3 separate regions of the Mus musculus genome follow, and regions 1 and 3 are each linked to region 2. A link is a contact called in ENCODE Hi-C or POLR2A ChIA-PET data. All regions are on one chromosome and are shown on one strand. The core of a region is the stretch at or near the end of the contact, and the rest is flanking DNA. Distances in the headings are between cores, read along the strand shown.

Region 1 (4,457 bases), core at 855-3,354, 44 kb after region 2:
GCCTATGTATATATATACTATGTGAATCTGTTTGCTGGATATTCACAACTATATACATATGTTTTGTGTGATTCTTTTTGATGATTATGTGTTTGTAGTTTTCTTCTTTTTTATATTTTACTATTTTTAATTATGTATCTATGGTGTGTGTGTGTGTGTGTGTGTGTGTGTGTGTGTGTGTGTGTGTGTGTGTGTGTGTCTATCCATATGGGTCGGTGGATATGAGTATAATCATCTGGTGAAGTCAGACTCCCTGATCAGATCAACCAGAGCTGGTGTTGTGAGCTGCCTGACATGGGTGCTGGGAACTGAATTTGGGTCCTCTGTAAATGTGGTATATTCTCTTAACCACTGAGCCATCTTCCCGACCTCTTCTGTGAGGTTTTGGAGAACAGGTGGAGCTTTATTTGAGAAGTGTGCACAAGCTGGGCAGTGGTGGCGCACACCTTTAATCTCAGCACTTGGGAGGCAGACAGATTTCTGAGTTTGAGGCCAGCCTGGTCTACTCACTCTGTAGATCAGGCTGGCCTTAAACTCAGAAATCTGCCTACCTCTGCCTCCCAAGTGCTGGGATCAAAGGCATGTGCCACCATGCCCAGCTCATATGCATGTTTTAAAAGTATATGCATCCATCCTTGTAGAATATGTATACCACTACCAGAAATGTGTCTTCCTCCTATCTCAGTGTACAGCAGGCATTTCTTTATGACTTATTTAGTTATTTTTTTAGTATGCCTTGGGAGGGGCTATCTGTGTACTTTACTGTAGGTGCCTGAAGAGGTCAGATATCTCTGATCACCTGGAGCTGGAGTTATAAGCTGTTGTGAACTACCCAATGTGGGTTCTGGGAGTCAAACTCCCATCCTTTGCATGAGCAGCAACTGATATATATATATAAAGTTTAAATTATTTTATTTGTATAGGTGTTTTGGCTTCATGCATGTCTGTTTTCATGCATACCTGGTTTTCAAGGAGGCCAAAAGAAGATATCAGATCTGCTGGAACTGGAGTTATGAATGGTTGTAAGCCACCACATGAGTTCTAGCAATCAAACCTAGGTCCTCTGGAAGAGCAGCCAGTGCTCTTAATGAATGAGAAGTCTCACTGGGCGTGGTGGCGCACGCCTTTAATCCCAGCACTTGGGAGGCAGAGGCAGGCGGATTTCTGAGTTCGAGGCCAGCCTGGTCTACAAAGTGAGTTCCAGGACAGCCAGGGCTATACAGAGGAAACCCTGTCTCAAAAAAAAAAAAAAAAAAAAAAAGAAAGAAAGAAAAGAAAAGAAAGAAAGAAAAAAGAAAAGAAGAGAAGAGAAAAGAAGAGAAGAGAAATCTCTCCAGCCCCAAGGATGGGATTTTGTTTGTTTGTTTTTGTTTTGTTCTTGTTTTTTTAATGTCTTTTATTGATGAACTCCCATATTGCCAAACCCTGTTCTACACTTGCACACAGCACATACTCAGTAAATGTTGAGTAAGGAAATTAATGAATTAGTAATGCCTTCCCCTCTGGTAAGATAGCACTGTACAGCCCAGGGTGTAGGGAACTCCTGCCTCTATCTTTCTGTGGTCAACAGTGGCATTACAGAGGCCCCAGGAACCGAGTTACAGGACCCATTTTTTGTCTGGGCTGGGCCAGGGTCGTTGTGGGTCATATTTATCCTGTTTGTGGGTTTTTCCTCCCGCAAGACCCTGTGTACACACGCGCCCTCATTTCATTCAGGGTGTTCATATTTCAGCACCGTGGACAGTAGCACGAGGCCAGCACCTTGGACAGCTTTTCCGCCCCAGAACCTGAGAAAAATACAAGCCGGGAACAAAAGACAGTACAAGCAAGAGACTCATTGAGATGGCTATGCTGACCAAAAGAAAGAAAGAAAGACACAGACAACAATAATACAGGCAAAGGTGCAGACGTGAGGATCAACCAAGAACACACTGACCCAGACCTCGTTGTGGTCCCGTTGTCCGGCAGAGGTCGCTCTAGTCCAGAGACCCTGCCCTCCAAGACCTTGGGTCAGTTACAGGCTGCCACCCAAGGAAAGAAAGGCCTTCCCGTTCTGTCTAGGGTTCAGATGGTGTTCTCTCCAACTCTGAGAAGCATGGTCTGGTTTGGGCTCAGCAGAGTGATTACTGGGGGCGGAGTAAGAATCGCTTCATCTGCCCCCTCCCCAGCTACCAGCTAATCGCTCTTATAAATATATCCTGACCTGGCCTGACTCCTTAATCCTGATCATGAGGCTGAGACTCTGGAGGGGATGCAAGACTTGAGGGGCTCTGCCCTGTGGGAGGCAAAGGAAGGAAGTCTGTGTGTATATATACGTTTTTCTAAGGGGGAAACTCCCATGAGGTCCAGCCTCTTGCTTGAACACGTGACTCTGGAAGAATGCATCAGTGGAGATCTAAGGGTGCCCTGGGGTGGAGACAATTTCCCACAGAGAAGAGAATATTCCTTCGAGCCGTCCCGTTGGGGGGATAGTCTTTCCAGGGTTCCCAAATATGTCACCTATTGGATCTTTGAAGAAATGCCGCCTCAGGACGGGAGAAATTGAGATGAAACGTCATCTTTCAGACATTATCTCTATTAGGAGTGATTTTCAGGGTGAGGGAACAGTTCTTCATAGCAAATCACACGCTTGTGAGAATGTGTCTCCTGTGTGTGTGGGGGGGGGGTGTCTCTAGTCGCACCAGGAATTCATCTGTGAGAATAACTCCCCTAGGGATCTTTCTTGGGTTGGAGGGTCTGTGAAAGAGACTATCTTGATAGGGTCTGTCTCCAGCATGCCTCCCTTAGGGACATCTGGAGACTCCACCCACCCAACCCCGTTTACCCGCCCCCCCTCCCACCGGACCCCCAGCGCGGGCAGCGGTGGCCAAAACCCGGCTCCGGCTCCCAGACGCAGTGACGGCGCCGGGCCCGCCCCGCTTCGCTCCGCCCCTCCGGGCCCCCCCTCGCCGGCCGCCGCCGCGGTCCCCGAGGCTTCTCTCTCCCTCCCTCCTCCCTCCTCCTGCCGCCGCCGCCTCCCTCCTCCCCCCGGACCGAAATCGCCGCCGCCATGGACGATTCTGGCCTGATCCGCCGCCGGAGGCTGCAGGTACGCTGCAGCCCGGGCTCCAAGGAGGGGATGGGGTCGGTGCCCTGGGGCGGGGCCGAGCAGAACGCAGGAGAACTTGCACCAGGGGTCGGCCGTGGCGCCCCTTCGTACTGCCAGAGGATGCTCTCGGCCGAAGAGTGCTGTGTCCGCGAGTCCTGGCAGCGCGGACCCCGCCCCTCAGGCGTCGCCCCGGTATCCCAGAGGCTGCTGGAGGGGCTGCATCCTAGCGCGCCCCCTCGAGGATGGCCTGGGTGGCGCCTGGCCCCGCCGGAGTCGGAGGGAGAGGGGGCTTAAGGTTCTTGCCTAGGCACCTGGCCAGTCTAGGGGTGAAGGTGCAGCAAGAAAAGTTATTGCCCCAGGGTTCGAGCCCCTCGGGGCCACCACCGCTTCAGAGCTGTAAACATGTTTGTTCGTAAGCCTCTCCCCTCACCACCTCCAGAGCCCTTCCTAGGCTTGCTACTGAGTCCTCCATTCACCTGTCTGGCCACTAGGACACTTCCTACTGCCCTAATTGGACAGGCACCTAGACAGCCTCCCCACTTCCCAGTCCACCTCCTTCACTACAATACTCCCACCACACACACACACACACACACACACACACGCCCGCGATCCTTAAGTCCAGCCCAGCTTGTAGGTGGGCGGGAGCGATTTTTAGCTCCTTGCAGTCTTCGAAGATGTTGGTTTCCAGGCTGCGCAGGCGCAGGAGCCGTGAGTCCACTGCAGAGTGGGATACTGAGGGCTGTTGGAGTGAAGGGGAAGGCTGGAACAAATCCAGTCCTCTGGAGTTCCCACCCCCAAAGTAGGTAGGGATTTTGAGGCTGAGATGGTCCTCTGAGATTTGGTGCTTGCCTTTCTGAGTTCATAAACTAACCTCATAGGTGAAATGATCAATGCTTCCCTCCTAGAGCTACCTAGAGGCCGGTCCTTCTGAGCCTGCTTCTAGTCCAGAATTTAGATTAAGTTAAATATGAGCTCAGTCTTTTGTCCAGTTCTAGGCTCCCTTAATGCACCATTTCTAAGATCAAGACCACGGAGAGATGACCGATCAGTAGAGCAGGGGAAAAGATGAGACTCAAACAGTAGGAAGGGCATCCCGGGAGGCTGGTTGCTGCTGAAGCAACCTGGTTAGAAAGCTAATTTGCTTTCAAACACAATCTCAGAGTCTAGACTTCTCGACATCTTCCTCGCTTTCCCTCCTGCTCCCAGGGTAGGTAAAGAGTATGAGTCTTGAGTACGGGAGCGAGCTGCGGCAAAGCTAGAGTAAGTACTACAGAGGCTAAGCGGGTCCATCCGCTCCTCCTGAAAACGCTGGAACTGGGCGGGGCCTGAACGGGGTGTGTCTTGGTCCTCGGAACCGGCGCCGAAT
Region 2 (4,203 bases), core at 859-3,358:
CCCAACCTTTCATTTCCTACTCTTGCTACCTGTGCTGCATCTCTTCCCAGGTAGCCAAGGGCAGCTTCGAAACGGCTTAGCCAGGCTGTGTTTTTCCTTTGCTAAGACCATTCCACAGTACTTAAAATAGAGTCCCTGCTAGGAATGGTGGCACCTGCCTTTAATCCCAGCACCTGGGAGACAGAGGCAGGTAGATTTCTGAATTTGAGGCCAAACCTGGTCTACACAGCAAGATCTAAAACAGCCAGGACTACACAAAAAAACTCTGTTTCAAAACAAAACAAAAACAAAACAACCCCCCCCAAAAAAAAAACAAAATAAGCACCTACCCACCTCCCATCGCTATCATGACCCTCCTTTTACTGTCTTCATAGGTTTATATGAATTTGTTTTCTTGTTTTTTTAAGATTTATTTTATCTTTTAACCATGTGTGTATGTGTGTATGTGTGTGTGTGTGTGTGTGAGAGAGAGTGTGTGTGTGAAAGTATGTGTGTATGTGTGTGTGAGAGAGAGACAGACAGAGAAAGAAAGAGAATATGAGGATGCCTGCAGAGGCTACAAGTGTCACATCCCCTAGAGCAGTTGCAGGTGGTTGAGAGCTGTTTGATGTCTGTGCGTCCTCTCTGGAGAAGCAGTAAGTTCCTCTGGAAGAACAGTATCCATTTTTAACCACCAAGCCATTCTTCCAGCCCAGTTTTGTTTCTTGAAGCAGTGTGTCATGTGGCTCAGAATGAGTTCTAACTTACTGTGTAGCCACCCAAGATAACCTTGATGTCCTGATCCTCTGGCTTGCTAAGTACTGGGACTCCATGTGTGCCACATGGTCTGGCTACCCCTGCCCATCCCCCCTCCCACCCCCCACCCAGCATACCCTGCTACTTGGGATTGAACTCAGGACCTTGTGTAGGGTGAGCAAATTCTCTTTTGCCAACTATATCCCTGGCCTTTTAAAGGTTTTGAGACGGGATGATGGATGGTTTACCACCCTCCTGTATTAACACACCACCATAGCTGGGATTACAAGCATTTGCCAGCACACCTCTTGGAAGTTAACATGTGTTGTGTGTGTGCTTTTGCCCACATCATAAGAATGGTGGCAAGTTTTTTTGTCCTATTGTGGGTGCTCAATATAAACAAAAATAGCTTGCTGATCACCAGACATCTGGCTCTCTTCCTGACAAGACTGCCTGTCCATCGCACAGGACATGTATCTAGCTTTCCCTTTGCCTTCACCTCCTTAAGTCCTCTAGTTATTCCCTAGTCATGAGTCCACCTGTCACCTTCAACCTCCAGCTGGGGCTTGAGTCCTCTGAGATGCCCTGGAGCCATTCGTTGTTGAACCAGGAAGGGTCTCTAGGGGCAGAAAGATGGGATGAGCAGGCTGGGGAGCCCTTCAGGATCCTCCCACTCAGCCGCCACACTCACATCTGATTCAGCACATGGGCTATGGCGAGTCCGCTGCTCAGGTCCTGGGGACTGGCACAGGGGGGTGAAACTTGGAACGTCTGCAACTAAAGGGGGAAGACGGAAGGGCAACAGGAAAATTGAGGACCTGGAATTGCAGACTTTTTCCCCAGCCATCAGACATTTCACGGGGTTAGAAAGGCATTAGCCTGTAGCACCAACATATCACATCTTCGGGGGCGTGACTTCTACACGCCTAGGCAAGGACGGGGCGTGGCTTCATTTTACCTATCCTGGCAAACCCTGCAAACCTAGGTCAGGGCGTTACCACCAGTCACCTGGTCCCCACTGCTAACATGTGACCAGGCCTGTGCCCTCCAGAGGGGCGTGGCCTCACCTGGTCTTTTCGCTCAGGCCTGCCCACGTGACAGACGCAGGTGGTCAGGTCAGAGTCCAACGGCCCAGCAAGCCTACGATCTATTCCTCCTTCCAGGTCCAAAACCGAGGAAAGAAGACCAAGACAGGACGAGAGGAGAGGGCGCACACCTGACCCAGCCCCGCCCCCCGACCTACCCAGGTGAGCAGAGACCCGCATAGCTCGGCCTTGTCCACACTCATGGCTCCGGATCGAATTCGATCCGGGCCAAGGAGCCCCGGCACGCAGCAGCAGCCTCCGGGTCCGCCACCAGCGAGCGCCCGAAGCCCAGACCTCCCGCTCGGCCTAGAGCGCCGCCCCGCTCCACCCCGCCCCCTAGCCATAGGCTCCGCCCCAGACACGTGATCTCCCATTGCAAACACTTGCCTCGCCATCTTAGATGCGGGACATAGGCAAGTGCACATTCTGCCGCTAGGTGTCAGTCTGGCTCAGTCCTGCTGCTGGTGACCTCCACTCCTCGCGGCTTCTCTTTATGTAGTGGAGTGGTCCTCAAGATCCTTTTAAGGCGGATCTACCGCACCCAGTTTCACAGGCACTTTAATGGTTCCCCCCCAAAGCTGAAAGAAATCCTCCGGTTTAGCCGCGTTATGATCTGAGCCTTTCTTAATGTGGGCGCAGAGAATAATTATAAATCCTGTAGTCGTGGAGTGAGAGGATCTTAAAAGCGTCTTCCCCAGAGAAGTGATTCTGGCTGGAGTCCTTCTGAAAACTCGGGTATGGTTGGGAGCAGGAAGGGTCAAGTATGTCCTGAGTAAAGGACATAGCACTTGCCCAGCCCGGGGTCTCTTTCCTGCGAGCTACTCTGCTCCTTCCCGGCCCCGGGTGCTTTGAGCACCTTCCTGCCCTAAAAAACACTCGACCTGGCCAAAGCTGCGGGTGATCTGAAGCCCACCAGGGGGCGCGCAGAACGTAGGAACGCATCCTTCTGGGAAAAGGGTGCGTCCACCGGTTGAGCCGGTTTAGGGGAGCGCAGAGAGCTTAGAATTTTTTGACAATAAAGTCTCAAGACATCATTTGTGGAGTGCTTACTGTTTTCAGACTTTACAATAAGCTATATATCTACAGACAATTGAATGTTTTCCACGACCCTAGGAGACAAGGGCTACTTTAATTCCCAGGTTTTGTTTCTTAATTTTAGAAACTGTATTATTTAATTTTTTTATTTAATTTTTTTTTAATCCGCCGCTTTGCAAATGAGTAAACAGCGGCTACAAAGTACACGGGCTTTGACGCCAGGGGTAAAGCCCAGACCACGCCCTTTGACCCCTGGGTCCACTAGTAGCCCCTCCCCTCTCTGGCGGGTGGGGTAATGTGCTGTAATTAGAGGCTATTAAATGTGCCCAGAGGGAGGAGTGGAGCCGGCTCTGCTTTGGGGCGGGTTCAGTTCGGAGGGGGATAATGTTCTGCTTCCATCCAGGCAATGAGCCGGGATCCAGTCCAGCGACCCTGTCCTGGTTGGGTGAGCCCAGCGACATCAGCCACCCGCCCTCTATCTTACTAGAGTTGTTAATCTACTACAGACACTCGGTTGCAACCCACTCAAACTCTCAGCTGCACACACCAGAGAGCCTTGGAGGCTGATTCACACTTCCACAGACCCTCACGCCTTGTTTTCCTGATTCCAGTCCCTGAGACCCTGTGGAAAGGTATAGAAGGGAGTGTGCTTCCAGACTGGACTGGGCATGGGGCCTGCCAACTGGCTCCCCCATCCCACATCCACCAGAGTTGATGCCCCACAGTGGAAACAAAGCTGTGCTGTCCTACACACAAACACACTGTTACCAGGAACCATGATTGTTAAAAGAATGTGTGACATTCTGGGACACAAAAATTTAGGGTGAAGGTTGCATTGCAGGGATTTTGAAGTTTAGGAGAAATCTGAGAATCCAGGTCTGGGAAGTGACTTAAGGTGTCCCAGCGTTGGTGTGATATCACAGGTGTCCAGATGTTCAAGAAGTCAAGATTTAAATGAAACTGGGAGGCAGAGGCAGGCAGATCTCTGAGTTTGAGGCCAGCCTGATCTACAGAGAGAATTCCAGGACATCCAGGGCTACACACAGACCCTGTCTCAAAAAAAAACAAACAAACAAACAAAAAAACCAAAAACCCAAAACAAAAAGATTTAAATGAAGCTTAGGAGCTGAGTATGACGGTGCTCCTGCCTTTAATAGCAGCACTCCAGAGGCAGAGGCGGGTGGCCTGCCATGAGCCTGAGGCCAGCTTGGCCTACATATTGAGTTTCATGATAGCAAGGACCACATTAGAGAGACCCTATTTCAAAATAAATAAACACATAAGGAAACAAATAGTGAAGATACTTCACTCTCTGATGGGGAAGAAGTTATAATCTTCCACAGGGTCA
Region 3 (4,481 bases), core at 1,959-4,458, 36 kb before region 2:
CGCATTAAATATTATGTACATCGCAGAGAGTCCCAGGTAGTGAGCACCCGGGAGGGAGTCATTTCACCAGGGGCCGAGTTTTATCATCATCCCCGCACTGGTGGGCTTTGTACTTTTTCACTTCTGCCATGTACTTGGCCCATGCGTCACCTTTACTTGTTAATACCTGTGGGGTCGGAGGAGGGAAGGAATGGTTGGAAGACAGATGCCCAACAAGCTGGGGACAAAAGTCAGGAACACCATGAGACAGCTGACCCATCCCCAGTGTCACTTAAAGGCCCTGGATTTGAGGAAAGAATAAGCAGAAGCAGGTTATCTGGGGAACCTCCCACCCTCCAAGGCCCACCCATCCAAAGCCTGACCACTGGGCACTGGGTCTGCAAGGAAAAGGCAGTTAGGGTGGCAGCCTGGGCAGCCCACTCACCTCATCCTCCGTCTTCTGCTTCTTGGCTACTATTCCCGTCTTGAGGGCTAGTTTGTTCCCGCCTCTGCGCTTGCCCACCTGGGTGAAGGGACAGAAGACTGCAAGGGTTACAGGAGCCGGGCCCGCCCTTGGCGGTGCTGAGGCCCACTACACCTTCCTAGCGACGCCTCGCCCAGCTCCTCCAGCCGGCCGACCTGCGCAGCAATCAGAGAGGAGCACACTCGACTCAGCACCTGCCCTGGGCTGCCATGCCCAGGCAGTCCTGGGCCCCAGGCTACCCTCCCAGGGGGGGCAGAGGAGTGCTGACCTTGCTGGGAACTGGCTCTGTCCTCACTCTTTCTGCCAGGCCTCACACTGTCCTGTCAGGGACCACACAGCTTCCTTTATTGAGCTTCACTATCTATTGAGCCCTACAGACCACACAGAGCGCTGTGACCGTGGTATCTCCTCTCATATTCACAGTTATGCTATTTGAAGGTAATAACTATCTCCTTTTAGAAATAAAGACAAGTTTCTGGGAGAAATAGGACAGGCTGCCAACAACAGACTCAGGATCAGATGTGCAAGGCCAGCGGGAGCACCCTGAACCACAAAGCATCCCTCATTCTCCTACCCTGAGCTGGCCTGGCGTTTTTAGGAATATAATGACAATGGCTACTCAGGAATAAGTCAAAGAGGCAGTGACACCACTGTTGCTCCTATTCCTGGACTGTCACATCAACCCAGGCCCTGTTACTTTCCACTTCCTCTAAGAACAGTCTGGCTCTGGGTTTTCACCCTGGCCCCATGTTCTCCCTTTAACTGGGGGCCTTCAAGAGATTATCCTGTTCTTACCCTTTAACTAGGCAGTGACTGCTGGACTATTCCCACAATCGCTTTTGTGCAATACTGCAGGTGGAATCTAGGATCCCATGCATTCAAAGCGATCTTCTGCTGAGTTAAATCCCCAGATCTCGTTTCTGAGACGGGGTCTCACTAAGTTGCTCAGGCTGGCTCTGAACTCATTCTGGACGTCAGATCCTTTCACGTCAGATCCTTTCTCAGCTCCTGAGTAGCTGATACTACAGGCACACACTACTGGACACACACACACACACACACACACACACACACACACACACACACACACTGTGTTGTTTTTAGAAACAATGTAACCTTTGTTCAGACTCTGCAATCCTCCTGCCTCAAGCACCACAGTGCTAGGATTCCATGTATGTGCCACTTTGGAGGCTCACACACACCCCCTTTTAAGACCTAAACAAACTTAAGCCTTACCCCAAACCACAGAACTGGATCCAAGATTTGACCCACAGTCTGTTATTCTCAAACCAACATTTCTTCCTCCCCACTACAAGGTCTCAACATCAGAGACAAAGCAAGCTCAAAACTAACAGAGTATATGTCCAACTTATTTAACCCGAGGCTCCTCAACATGACACTTGACATTTTCAGCTAGATCATTCTTTGTTATCCCTTGCGTTATAGGATACAGAAGAGCATCCCTGCTATCTACCTATAGATGTCACTAGCATCTCCTCTTAAGAGTTTGACAACCAAAATGTCTACAGACTTTACCAAATACATGAGGATGAAGAGACTTGCTCCCAGTAGAGAACCACTGGTCTTGTTCTTTAAGAGTCTGTTCTGACTTTCCTAGGACCACTTCATGAAATACATCAAAATCTCAATTATTAGAACTACAGAAAATCAGGATAGGCCACCCACACTCCAAACAAACAACGTTCTTTTCTGTCAAAGACACCACCAATAAATACTCAGCACAAGATAAGGTGCTAAATAAATGGACATTAGTTAAATAATAAAGAAAGGAATCGATTGATCTTGCTAAGGCCACAAAGTCGGTGATTTGCTTTTTGTTATTGGTTGGTTGGTTTTGTTTAGTTGGGACAAGGTCTCACTTTTTCGAATTCTCCTCTTCTTGCATCCGGAGTGCTTGTAATACAAGGCGTGTACCACCACGCCCGGCTACGGTCCGTGGTCCGAGTCGAGTCTAACGATTACAGCAGACTCGGGATTTAAATGTGTCTCCTCTTTTTCCCCCACATTATATGTGGGCCTCACTATTCAAAGTCTGGGTACAAATCAAACGGGAATCCTAGCATCTAGGGCCCCCTAACCCCAGAGCGCTGCTTCCAATGCAATTTCCCGGTTCTCAGGTCCCACGAATGAGATCTAAGGATTCCCATTCCCGCCCAGAAACACCTCTGGTCCGGAATCCAGGCTCGAGATTCTCAGCAAGCGACCGGGACCGTCCAGGCAGCCGGGCGGAGGACTGCCTTGGACCATGACGCCCCTTCCCGGGCCCGACTCCCCCAGCCAACGCGGGCCCCGGCGCCCGCCCCCACCCCCGCGGCTCCTTACGAAGCTGAGCGTGGGGCCTGGGCCGCCCTTCCTCTTCGGATTCCCTGGGCCCGCCGCGGCGGAGGCCGGTGGATCGGGTCGCTGCGGGCCCGGGGGTGGCTCCTCCTGCCGCTGCCGCTGCTCCTCCTCCATCTTCCGCTTGAACAGCTCCAGGAAGCTGCCATCGTTGGCAAACAAGTTCACACCGCTGGACACCGGACTCGAGCCCGACACCTCGTCGTCCCCACTCTCGGGTGACGTTCCCGGTCCCGACTCAGCCCATCGGCTCCTGCCGCTGCCCGCCGGGCCGGGCGCCTCCCGACCCGGAGGCTCCGCCCGTCTCCCTCGGGCAGCCATTTTGTGGCCAGATGCCGTGCAAAGGACGTCGGGAAAGGCTCTCAGACCGCGCGCTTGGCGCGGGACTGGCTTCGTCTGGAGCAATGCATGCTGGGAAGAGAGGTCGGAACCCAGAAGCCAACGCAGAGTGGGCGGAGCTTAGGTGGGGCCAAAGGGTTCTGACCTGGCCACCAGGCGATGGAGCCCAGAAGCCGGTCCCTTTCCTTCTGGTCCTCGGTTCCCTAATCCTGCTAGATACGAGTTAGCTAAGCAGCCAGAAGCTCCCCGAGAATGGGACCATCGTTTGGGACCCAGGCCCCCTGTAAGGGCTAAGAGAACAATCCCAGGCAGCCACCAGAACTCTGTAACTGAACGGATCTTGTTTGGAGCCTGTGTTTTCAATTGTCCCTTGGGAACTTGTGTGGCCCCTAACTAGGTCTACAAAGCATATCTAACTTGATACCTCCTATTAGAATGGAAGCATCTCCAGGTTTGACATCTGTCTCTGAAGTTAATCTCTTAGCTTGAAATAAAAATACCGCTGGCAGCGGGGCGTGGTGGCGCACGCCTTTAATCCCAGCACTCAGGAGGCAGAGGCAGGCGGATTTCTGAGTTCGAGGCCAGCCTGGTCTACAAAGTGAGTTCCAGGACAGCCAGGGCTACACAAAGAAACCCTGTCTCGAAAAACCAAAAAGAAAGAAAGAAAGAAAGAAAACCGCTGGCTGCGTGCAGCTAGACACTGCCTGAGATTAGTATTTAAAGAGGCTGGAGCACTAAAATGAAGCCGAACGTATTTCCAGGCTGAGAACCTAAGACTTAATGTTTTGAGCTGCGTACTGCATGAAGGGACTAAGGACCCTTGTATTCTTTCCCAAGGACAGGGACTCGATTAAAATTGCATTTGCTGAACTTGGAGCACACCCAGAGAGAAAGCAGAGTGCCAAGCGCAATAAGAGTTTCAGAAATTAAAGTTCTTTCTACAAGGACGACTTGTTGCAGGAATCATTCCTGCCCAACATGGGAGTTCCGGGAACACAGGGGGAAAGTCTGCATACTCTGCAGCAAATGGAGTCTTTTAATCGACCCTCAGCCAAATAACCAGTTCGTTCGTAATTGGTTTGCGACAGAAACCATGTGGCTCACAACCAACTGGGTAACTGGAGGACCGGAAGAGATGTTGAGGTCCAACACAGAAAGTAAGGGGGAAATGATAATCAGGAAACTGAGCCTATGGAATCAAGAGCTACCTCTGCTCTAACTTCACGCAAAAAGCTTGGCCAGGATGTTTGCCTGGTTGCTAAGGAGAGGTTGACGCCTGCAGGGACTTGAGCGTGACTAGTGGAAGTAAGACAAGATTCAT

Evidence for each region. A loop is a pair of places that touch in the nucleus more often than their neighbours do. ChIA-PET counts read pairs that join two places held with the same protein, here RNA polymerase II (POLR2A).
Region 1: a loop to region 2 is called in a map of gastrocnemius, with 4 times the contacts of the local background. The contact joins the promoter of Rtbdn here to the promoter of Hook2 in region 2. A Hi-C loop is called at or near these places in 8 of 37 maps with a recorded cell type or tissue (Patski, T-helper 1 cell, T-helper 17 cell and 3 more). POLR2A ChIA-PET finds 5 or more read pairs at or near these places in 2 of 5 experiments (both embryonic stem cell).
Region 3: a loop to region 2 is called in a map of CH12.LX, with 2.1 times the contacts of the local background. The contact joins the promoter of Trir here to the promoter of Hook2 in region 2. A Hi-C loop is called at or near these places in 1 of 37 maps with a recorded cell type or tissue (CH12.LX). POLR2A ChIA-PET finds 5 or more read pairs at or near these places in 4 of 5 experiments (Patski and embryonic stem cell).

Annotation. Positions count from the first base shown.
Region 1 is chr8:84,944,638-84,949,094 of GRCm38, reverse strand. It overlaps Rtbdn (retbindin), which reads right to left and starts at 2,104. Exons shown (of 7, transcript NM_001357326.1): 1 at 1,943-2,104. It also overlaps a transcript of Mast1 not described here.
Region 2 is chr8:84,988,528-84,992,730 of GRCm38, reverse strand. Hook2 (hook microtubule tethering protein 2) reads right to left here and starts at 2,108. Exons shown (of 21, transcript NM_001372357.1): 1 at 1,979-2,108; 2 at 1,427-1,512; 3 at 1,282-1,354. The coding sequence starts at 2,023.
Region 3 is chr8:85,025,560-85,030,040 of GRCm38, reverse strand. Trir (telomerase RNA component interacting RNase) reads right to left here and starts at 3,208. Exons shown (of 3, transcript NM_026760.3): 1 at 2,807-3,208; 2 at 425-502; 3 at 1-166. The coding sequence starts at 3,142. The coding sequence ends at 59.